Regions from separate parts of the Homo sapiens genome. Here region 2 is linked to region 1. The links are chromatin loops, found by intact Hi-C in ENCODE. Cell type or tissue: PC-3. All regions are shown on one strand. Links, peaks and the distances in the headings refer to the core of each region. The heading gives the core; the rest is flanking DNA.

Region 1 (5,384 bases), core at 69-5,068:
GCTTTGCATTATGTGACATTTCAGTAATAAATCTCTAGAGGAAAATATTTCATTTTCATGATGTTTACTTATGATGGGGTGATGATAAAATTATCATAGCTGCTCCTAGAATCTGTTAACAATGTTTCATTGATAAGTGTGGGCAAACTAGACCTGGAGTCCTCTAATTAGCTATGATGACTAGTTAACAAGCAGACAAGGTCAGGCAAATAAACATTTATGTCCACATGCTTGCATGAGGAAGTGGCTGAAGGGTGGAGTGTGTATTTTGGTCAAAAGAATGTTTAGTGATGTTTTCTTTTCCATGTTGGTTATAATTCAGCCGTCTCAGAAATCTAAATATATTCAAGTTCAGAAGCATTGTTGGCTTTGAAAACACTGATTATTTTTGTTCATATATCTAATAAACATTACATGGCCCTTCTTGTCTATAGAAAAAAATCTAACTTTGCCAAAAAAGGGCCCTAACTGGAATGATTTATATGCACTCAATATCAGGAATAAAAGCTTTATTAGTTTTAGTTGGTAAAATAATTTTGTGTTGTGGGAATCATTTTTCAAAATGCTTTATTTTCTAAACACATTACCCAAAAATACTGGGGATGGGTTATTGAAATTTCAATAATTATCATCGTATTTCTCTATTTTGGCTAAATAGAAACAAAGGCAATACATAAAAACCTATAGTGGAGCTTGAGAATTTAAAACCTATTCCTACAGTTCATGATGCTTTAATTGTAGGTACAGTGCTAAAAACACCTCTGCCACTTCACCAAAAATTTGCTCTCGAGTCCTATAGAATGTCTTTACGTGAATTGATGCACACCCCTCAGTTGATAATTCCCTCAATGACTACCTGAAATCGCTGATTTTCAGATAGTCACGTAATGCACAGACATCTCCACATTCCACAGAACAATTAGAAGAATCCTCAGGGGACATAGCTGAAGGGGAAAAAATAATTCTTCCTTTTAGATGACACATATGAAAGCATTGCCAATCCTAGTGTCATTATGCTTTGAGAGGAAAAAACAGACACAGACTGCTTTGTTGTTTTAAAAAGTTATAAATAGATGTTTATAAATTCAAACAATTAGAAATCGAAAGTAGAAAGTGCAAGTCCTCTTTGATCAATCCCATGCTCTAAAAGTAATCACTTTAAGAGTTTGGCAAGGGCTGGAAGCAGTGGCTCAGGTCTGTAATTCCAGCACTTTGGGAGGCCGAGGTGGGCAGATCACCTGAGGTTGGGAGTTTGAGACCGGCCTGACCAACATGGAGAAACCCCGTCTCTACTAAAAATACAAAATTAGCCGGGCATGGTGGCGCATGCCTGTAATGCCAGCTACTCGGGAGGCTGAGGCAGGAAAATAGCTTGAACCCGGGAGGCAGAGGTTGTGGTGAGCCAAGATCGCACCACTGCACTCCAGCGTGGGCAACAAGGCAAAACTCCATCTCAAAAGAAAAAAAAAAAAAGAGAGTTTGGCATGTATATTTTTCTAAATATTTTGTTTGGCTTCTGAAAAAAAGTATATGTATTTATATAGTTTTTACAAAAATAGAATTAAAAACTCATACTTTTCTGTAACTTACTCTTTACTTACTTTTTATCATTTAATAATGATACAAAGAAACCTGCACAGATCTGCATCATTCATTTTCATATATGCACGATAATTCATTTTAATGAATGTCCTACAATGTGTATAACTCATTCCTTCTTGATGGATATTGAATAACATGCTGGTTATTGTCTGCTTGCCTGCTTCACAGCTTATTCTCTGCTTTAATCTATAGTTCTTTATGCTCTAGGATGCTGAACCTTGGCCTCTGGTCGGGTTTAGCCAATAGAAAGCATGGCGGATTTGGGGTTGGGGGAAAGAGGTCATGATATTTCTTCCATTTCCTTCCTCACTGAGCTGCATTTTCTGGAAGTGACGGAGCTGTTCTAAATATAATTCCTTCACCATGCCTCCATTCTGGTTCTGTTAACATAGTTCCTTTCTTTGCCTAGAGGTGGTGATGGCTTCCAGCTGTTGCTAATCTGCATGACTTACTGTCTCTTACAAAGTCCTATAACCAGTAAATGTTTAGGATTTGGCAATTTCTGTGGGTATAAATACTTTTGCAGTTTCTGATTTCAGGATACCAACTTGAGGTCACCAAATGTAACGATGGGAAGAATTGTGCACCAGAACACCACCACCTTATCCATGTTAGCATCTCATAAATTAGTCACTTTATTAACTTGAACTGAGTTGTTTCCTGTCAGAATTCTGATTGCCATAAATGATTTCCTTTTCCCCTTCCTTCCTTCCTTCCTTCCTTCCTTCCTTCCTTCCTTCCTTCCTTCTACCTTCCTTCCTTCCCTCCCTCCCTCCTCTGTCTGTCTTTCTTTCCTATTACAAGTAATAGTAAAGCAGCAAGGACTTTCTTATGAAAAAGTATTACTAGAGGTTAAATTCTGAGAACTGGGCGAAAGGTATGTCAATTCAATATTTTCATAAATATCACCTAATTGCTTTATAAAAAGTTGTATCAATTTACAGGTCCTCAAAAAGTTCCAAAAATGCATCTTTCTGCATAACCTCATCAACAACAGATATTTTTAACTTTTTAAAATTATTGTTAATAGATTAGTAAAAATGATACTTTATTTGTATTTACTTGTACAATATTATTGTTGTGGCTGAAAATCATTGTATAATTTTGCATTAAATAAATTTTTGCTGTGCATATGTGAATTGGGGGATACAATAGTCAGGTGTCTGAATTCTCTTGGAAATTTAATGAAGGGCCAGTGGCTGCTCCGCTGTCAGGAGTAAAGGAGAGATGGTCATTAGTTTGTTTAGGAAATGGCTGTATGAGTGTTTCCCATTGCTGTGGTCTGAATTGGTGTTCCCCCCAAATTAATATGTCGAAGCCCTAATTCCTAGTGTAGCTGGAGACAGGGTCTGTAGGATGCAAGGTTAAATGAAGTCATAAGAGTGGGCCCTTAATTCAACAGGACTGTGGTCTTGTAAAGAAGAGAAATCTCTCTTTCTCTCTCTCTCTGTCATGCTGTCATGTGAGGACCCAGAGAGAAAGCAATCATCCAGCAAGGAAGACAAGTCCTCACTAGAACCCAACTGTGCTGACACCTGAAGAAGGAAGTGACAATTCAGGGATAGGAAGCTCCCAGTAATGAGCGCTCTTGAAAGAATCCATGAAAGTACCCAAAGAAGAGTCAGTTGCAAACATCTTTTATGTCTAGAAAAGCACAAAGATATCTTACGATGGTTGTGGTCCATGTTTTCATCTACAGATGGAGAACTTCACTCACCGAATATATTTTGGTGGGACAGTGGAAGACAAAATTAGCACTTTAATTCCATGGCATAGGTCTAAAATGCTCAAATGAGTGACTCCCAAATGGAACTCCCTAGCCCAGAGTTTCTTGTGAATTCCTCACCCACCATTTTGAAGCCTAGGCTTCCTACCTCTCTTCTCACTGTTTAAGATGTTTCAAAATGCAAACATTTAACATCAGAATTAACTTTCCCTATTCCCCTTCAACCAAGCTCCCATCAAAGTTGAAGAAAGAGAACTCTTTTCATGCTGTTGCTTATTTCATAAACTTGGGAGCCAGAGTCATCTTTGTGCTTTCTTCTCACTTACCTCCTCTCCACCCCCAAATAAGTTCTATGAATAAATATACTTCACACCACCCACTTCTCTTTATCATCCCTGAGTCCCAGCCACCTTTATCTTCTGTCTGGTCTATTGCATTAACATATTTACTGGTCTCCTGCGTCGTCTTTGGCTCCTTCAAGTTTATTCTCTTACATAGTGGCCCGAGTGATCACAAAATAACAATCTGGTCATGCCTCCTCCTTAAAGCCCTTCATTGTTTCTAAATTGGTCTTGAGATAAAGATCCAAATCCTGAACCTCATCTGTGAAGCCCTTAATATCTGACACTTGCCAACATTGCCAGCACCACTTTCCCATTTTCCCATCACTTACCACCCAATGGCCTTCAGTTAAAACTTAATTTCTTTCCTGATCCCCCAAATCAAACTACATTCCTCTTCTATGCACTCTACTAGTATTTTATTTCCCCTCTTTTTTTTTTTTCTTTTTTTTTTTGAGACGGAGTCTCCCTCTGTCGCCCAGGCTGGAGTGCAGTGGTGAGATCTCGGCTCACTGCAAGCTCCGCCTCCCGGGTTCACGCCATTCTCCTGCCTCAGCCTCCCGAGTAGCTGGGACTACAGGTGCCCGCCACCATGCCTGGCTAATTTTTTGTATTTTTTAGTAGAGACGGGGCATTTCCCCTACTTTTATAACCATTTTGTAATTGTAATTAAATAGATATTTATGTAATTATTTGTTTATTTAATATTAAGTACATATTTATGTAATTATTTCTTTAATGTTTAATGTTAGTCTCTGTCACTACACTATAAGCTCCATGAAGGCAGGGATGATACTTATCTGTTTTCCACTGTATCTCCAACACCCATTTGAGTACCTGGCACATAGAAGGGACTCAGTAAATATTTGTCACATAATTGACAAAGAAAAATCTGATACTAAAGTCATATCAGAGGAGGTTCAGGGAGTATATTCCTAAGCCATGGGCATAAAGGTACTCAACTTCTGTGCCTCATGTGTTTCCTGAAAGAGCCAATTTAACGTTGAGCCTATATGTCTATCCTAAGAGTTAGGACTCAGATATTAATAGGGTATCCAAATAGAGATAGAATTATTTCCACCATTAACTCAATATAAGCAAAAGGATGCCCATCTTCACCTAAGATCCAGTGTAGATCTTGGGTCACTTCTGCTAAGAACATCAATGAGGGACGGGGTTGGGGGAAGGCAACATACAGATTTTAACATCATCAGTTTTTTTTTTTAAGTCTCTTAACTCTAATAGATGAGGACATTAAAATTAACTTCATGTGTGGCATCCAAAACATGGTGATTTAACTTTGTATAAAGAGAAAAAAAAATTTTGCTTCAACTTTTCACTTTTCTAGAAGCTTATATTAGAACCACTTCAGTCCTTGCCCAAATATGGTGACATAACACTGTAGATTGAAGAAATTGGCTTGAATATATAGTTTGAAATCCAGACTGGATGTAACAAGACCCCAGTGAGTCAGTATGTGATTGTTCCAAAAGTCTGGATGAAGGCCAGTCATTCATAGCTTGCCATTTCCAATGAGATTTCAAAACATGAATACTTTTAGAATCATTATTAAATAACAACAATCAAAATATCTGAAATAACAGTAGCAAATTCTAGTAAAAGATGTAAAATATACGTTCAGATTGCTTAAAATAGCCATTATAATACCATTTGCATCTACCAAGATTATTTCTAATAGCAAAGCCCCATATTCT
Region 2 (5,384 bases), core at 73-5,072, 210 kb after region 1:
CTGCCTTGGCTTCTCAAAGTGCTGGGATTATAGGAGTGAGCCACTGCACCTGGCCAGAACTTTCTTTTTTAAATGAATTACTATGCACAAGCCCTTTGCTATACATGTAATTTCAGGTAATCCTTTTGATATAGTATCTCATACTCCCATAAATCCTATGAGGACTCATTACTTCAATTTACAGCTGAAAAATGAAGAAACAAAGAAACGGAGGCTCCAGGACATTTGGGTACGGGTTCCATGAAAAACTAGGTGTCCATAGCACCAAGCATATGCTTTGCTCCTTTGTGTGATGCAGAAAAATATAATTTTGTAGTCAAGATTCCCAAAGGGAACAAAAAAGTCACATTCACTTCACCTATTATAGTCCTTGAAGACAGAAACAAATCAATTATCACCTCATTTCTGACAAAGAATCATAGAGTGTGTCTCTAGATATGTTGGTCTGATGCTGACTGATTTATGCTGTGTGGGATTGGGCAGGGCACAAGCAAAAGGTACCATGACTCTGGGGAAGTGGTGGGTGGAGAAAGAAAGGGCACATTGCAAGATAGCTGATACGGAATATTCCGAAAAGTTGTGTTTCAGTTTCCTCTGAATTTGTCTCATTTTTTTCAGTAAGTATTCTTCCCTAAACTGTACTGTCTAAATGTCATAGGTAGAATTTGTTCAGCTATGAGGGTATCCCTTCTAGTAAAAGTTTGGAGATGTGTTAGTTATCTAGAGCTGAAAAAAGAATCACCCCAAAATGAAATGTGTTAAAATAACATTTATTATTTCATGGTTTCTATAGACCAGGAATCCAGACATGGCTTAGCTGGGTTCCCTGCTTTAGGATCCAACAGGTTATAATTAAGATGTCAACCAGGGTCACAGTCATCTCAAGGCTCAACAGACAGGTAAGAACTCGCCTCCAAACTCACTCACATGGCTATCAGCAGGACGAAGTTCCTCACCAGCTGTTGGACTCAGGGTCTCTGCTCCTTGCTGGCTGTTGGCTGGAAGCTACCTCAGTTCCTTGCTATGTGGGGCTTTCTATAGGACAGCCCACAACCTGGCAGCTTGCTTCAGCAGAGCAAGAAAGCAGAGAGGACCAGAGAGAGTGCGACCAAGACAGAAGAAGTCACGGAAGATTTTTGAAACCTGTGATGGCTAATTTTGTGTGTCAGCTTACTTGGCCACCCAGATATTTGGTTAAGCATTATGCTGGGTGTCTTTGTGAGGATGAAATGAACATTTAAATTGGTAGGCTGAGTAGAGCAGATTGCTCTCCTCAACATGGGTGGACCTCATCCAGTCAGTTGAAAACCTGAATAGAAGAAAAGGACTGACCCTCACTCGACCAAGAAGGAACTCCTCCTGCCTGACTGCCTTTGAACTGGGATATCAGCTGTTTCCTTCTTTTGGTCTCACACGGAAACACTGGCTGTTCCTGGGTCTCGAGCCTGCCAGCGTTTGGATGAAAGCTACACCATCAGCTTCTGGGTCTCCAGCTTGTAGACTCCACCTGCAGATCTTGGGGATCTTGAGACTTACTGACCTCTATAATTGCATGCTGTACATTACATGCTCTGTTTCTCTGGAAGACGCTGACAAGTACCTAATCTAACCTTGGAGGGGACAGCCCATCACGTTTGCCATAGTCTGTTAGTTAGAAGTGAGTCACTTGGTCTAGTCAACACTCAAGGAGAGAGGAAGATGACACATGTTGTGGGGTACCAGGAGGCGTGGGGTACCATGTTAGAAACAGGCCTAGTGTAGTGCATCGCCTGCCAAGTTAGAATGAAGAATGGAGATAACTGGAGGTGTGTGGAGCCGGCAGCAGGAGAGGAAACAGGAGAGGAGTTTGCATGTGGCCTTGGAAGTTACCCAGGGAGGTCACCTTTTAGTGCTTTCTCTCTGGCTGGTTAGGGATTTGCAACCCAAACCTAGGGTTTCATAGTGAAACAAAAGCATGAAACATAATCAGCATCCAGATCTGGCACACAGCAGAATTTGGCAAGTCTCAAAGCCTGTGGAGATCCAGGCACAGCAGAAAAAGCATAGATTTGGACTCAGAGGACCCAGATCAGAGCTCCACAGAGCCACGCAATGAACTTGGCCAAGCTGTACGAGGACTCTGAGGTGGGGCTCTGTCTTCCCATCTGTGAAATGAGACTAATGGCACCTTCTTCACAGAAATGCTGGCAACATTAAATTAAATTCTCATTTCCTTAAAAGTGTTCCATTGAAAGCTAGTTCAGCAAAAATATGACTAGACAGAAAAGGATTACACTAACCATTCAATGTGAGAAATTCTGGGTTAAAAGGTGAACCAATCCTCTTCCTACAGCGTCTGAGGGTCATTGAGAGGTACTGAGTATTCTGGGCCTGCAAAAGAAAGGCAGATGAGTCAGTGTTAACCAAACAGATTTGGCTACCACACTTTCTCCAAGAGAATCTTATGTGACTTGTGTTAAATAATGAATTAAATAACACAGGTATAAATGTTTACCCATGGAGCCTGGCAGATCACCCACATACAGTCAGTGTATGTTGACTCTGAATCAGATTATAACACAGTAGTCATGGCAGTAAGCCACAGTGAGATGACCGGGACCAAAATCACAGATGTCCTAGCATTTGGGTGATAGAATAAATCAATCTCCTGCTACTAGATGTGACTATCCTGTGGATAAATAGCGGGACTACTAGGTTGGGCTTACTAGGTAGTGCTCTGATAGATTCTCTCTCTCTCTTTCTCTCTCTCTCTGTATATATACATATATATATGTTTTCATTGGCTGCATGGAGCTTTAGTTTTTATTTTTATTTTTCAGAGACAGAGTCTCACTCTGTCATCCAGGCCGGAATGGAATGGTGCAATCATAGCTCACTGCAGCCTTGATCTCCTGGGCTCACACAATCCTCCCACCTTAGCCTCCCAAGTAGCCAGGACTACAGGCACATGCCACTACACCTAGCTAATTTTTTTTTTATTTTTATAGAGACAGGAGCTCCATATGTTGCCCAGACTGGTCTCAAACTCCTGGGCTCAAGCAATCTTCCCGCCTCATCCTCCCAGAGTGCTGTGATTATAGATGTGAGCTGCGCCCAAGCGGCCCTGATAGAGTATTTTTTTTTTTAAACATCAGGCCAGACCATACTCCTGTAGAAAGGGAAGAGGTTTACTCCTGAAAAGAGAGGCTAGTCCCAGTGTCACACTTATCTGAGGAGGAGGTGGGAAAACGGCACTCTGAAGGCAGGCCTTAGCCAGATAGGACAGAATTCCTAGCCTTTCTCTCTCCCTCTGAACTTTGAGTTGGCTCAGTTGGCTTGGGAGCAAAGCTTAAAGATGGCTTTGGACACACAAACCCAGCCCTGAAGAAGACAAGAAGGCATCCGGTAAGATATCTCAAGCTGAAGACTAACGCATCTTACTTTACAAAGTGTATTTCTCATTTTATGTTCCTCTTTTATTCGATGTTTTTGTTAAAAATCTAGCCTTCTGTGAGAGCCTTTAAAAATGCTTCAGCTGTGCTGGAGGAACTAAGGTCATGCTGGGGGTGCATGCTAGGAGAGGCGTGTCATCTGAGGCCAGCATGATCATGCCTGGTGTGACTCTTGGAGTGAACTTCTCAGTTCACATCCCTGGCCCCTTCCCAGGGACTTGCCCCGATTCAGTGAGGTGAGTTCCAGAGGTCGTGTCTTTACTTGGTGACATGAGCCAGGGCTACTTTCTTCAGGGCTGAATGCCTAAATGAAGCCGGGCTAATCATATTGTCTTTCCTGGAAATGTGGAGATTTGTGTTCAGAGGACCGGCACCTGAGGGTCCTGGAGCTGAGCCACAGAGCATCCTAAAGGGAAAGTCCAGATATTCCCACAGTTAAGGTCTCTGGAGCCTCCCTACTTCTTACCCTGCTGAGGTTTGGTTTTTAAACTCAGATCTTCTCAATACATTTTTCTTTTTACTTAAACTGGACAAAGTCTGTTTCTCCCCCTTTAATCAAATGAATCTCAATTAATACATAGCAGCGGCAGTCAATTTTTTTTTTTTAAAGAAATCTCCAAAGGCAAGGTAAGTAGTGGCGTATAGGAATAGCAGGCTTGAAGCTCTACCATTCAGTGGTAACCCTAAGTAAATCCCTAAGTGGAGAATCCTAAGTAAAATAGAGGTACAGTTACCAAATAATCAGGGTAGATCCCAGGGGTCAAAATCTGAGGAGAGTTAGCCTCAGGGAAGTGGAGCCATGATGTACCAGCAGCTGAGCACCAAGGAGAAAACAGAACACAAAGCATTAAACAGGCTGCCCAGTGGATGGTCAAAATAGGGGACAGGTGTGAGCAGAGTTTAGCTAAGGAGCTAAAGTTCAGAGGAATGACCTCAGGCTTAGACAAACTGAAACTCAGGGCAGGGACACAAGTCAGGGTGACAAAACACTACCCAGTGGGATCATAGGTCAAAGCAGAAGCCCAGTTACCAGAACTGGAGCACGAGGTCAGAGCAGGGCAGCTCATCAGTGTGTAACCAATGCTGCTGGACTCCTCAGTTTCCCAACAAGGGACAGGTCTGGTCCCACAGTCTGGAGCAGGGCTAAGGCTGCAGGCAGGGGTGAAGAACAAGGCAGCCGGGGTGTGGGGACAGGGAGTCAGTGCTCACACTGCGATCTCGCAGCCTTCTTCTCCATAGTGACACAGCCCTGGGGCCTCTGCTCAGCCCCTGAGCTTCCAAGCAGAAAGAGCTGTAGGAGAGGATGAAGTAAGTCAGGGAAACGGAGCCACCGTCATCAGCCTGGAGCCCTTGTCCTGCATGGAGTGGCGCGTGGGGGCGGAGGAGAGGGAGAGCTGCTTTTGTTTGTTTATTTCCTCATAGCAACTCACAAACTTAGCCAAATACAGATACAAATGAAGTGCATGAAAACTTTCCTAACTTCCTGACTCAGAATCGTTACTAAATATATAGATCAGATGTAGGCGGACGAAGGCAGAATTGTAGGTTCCACCTAACAGTCCTCAAACACTGCTGCCCCTGTGCCCCTCCATGTAGAAAGAGCTCCCAAAGGTCACCAGGATGTGCTTGCCGTTTTGCTCAGTATTTTCTAAAATAATCAAAATGGAAACTGAAAATTCACCTTCCTCATGTCTCCTAACCTCAGAGGAGCCAAGCACAACTGGAGAGGCTTGGTCGAAATTGATGATTGATTGATTAGTTATCCTCTCTTTAGTGCCCTCTCTCACCTTACTCCTCATTTACTCCTGTGACAGGCCATGACGGGGGCTCACAGGACTGAAGATATGGCTACAGTTCCCATGGGGTGCAGGTGATTCCAGCAGGCTGAGACGAAGTTTCAGCACAGAGGGCATGGATGAGTTGGTGTTTCCATGAGAGGAAGGATTGGATAGG

The links. A loop is a pair of places that touch in the nucleus more often than their neighbours do. Peaks named below come from ENCODE experiments on the same cell type or tissue, not always from the same donor. Only the 100,000 strongest peaks of a DNase experiment are listed, where the experiment ranks them.
Region 2: a loop joins it to region 1, with 6 times the contacts of the local background. A loop is called at or near these places in 1 of 110 quality-filtered maps.

The regions. Positions count from the first base shown.
Region 1 is chr2:215,535,726-215,541,109 of GRCh38, forward strand. No RefSeq gene overlaps it. Among named protein-coding and RNA genes, the nearest start is that of FN1, 100 kb to the left of the region's middle. In PC-3, for the core only: a CTCF peak has its summit at 2,024; a DNase peak (open chromatin) is centred at 2,176; H3K27ac peaks cover 3,300 bases.
Region 2 is chr2:215,745,025-215,750,408 of GRCh38, forward strand. It overlaps LINC00607 (long intergenic non-protein coding RNA 607), which reads right to left. Exons shown (of 10, transcript NR_037195.1): 2 at 5,219-5,384; 3 at 2,280-2,370. Among named protein-coding and RNA genes, the nearest start is that of LINC01614, 30 kb to the left of the region's middle. In PC-3, for the core only: no CTCF peak of the experiment used is centred there; a DNase peak (open chromatin) is centred at 2,467; H3K27ac peaks cover 1,767 bases.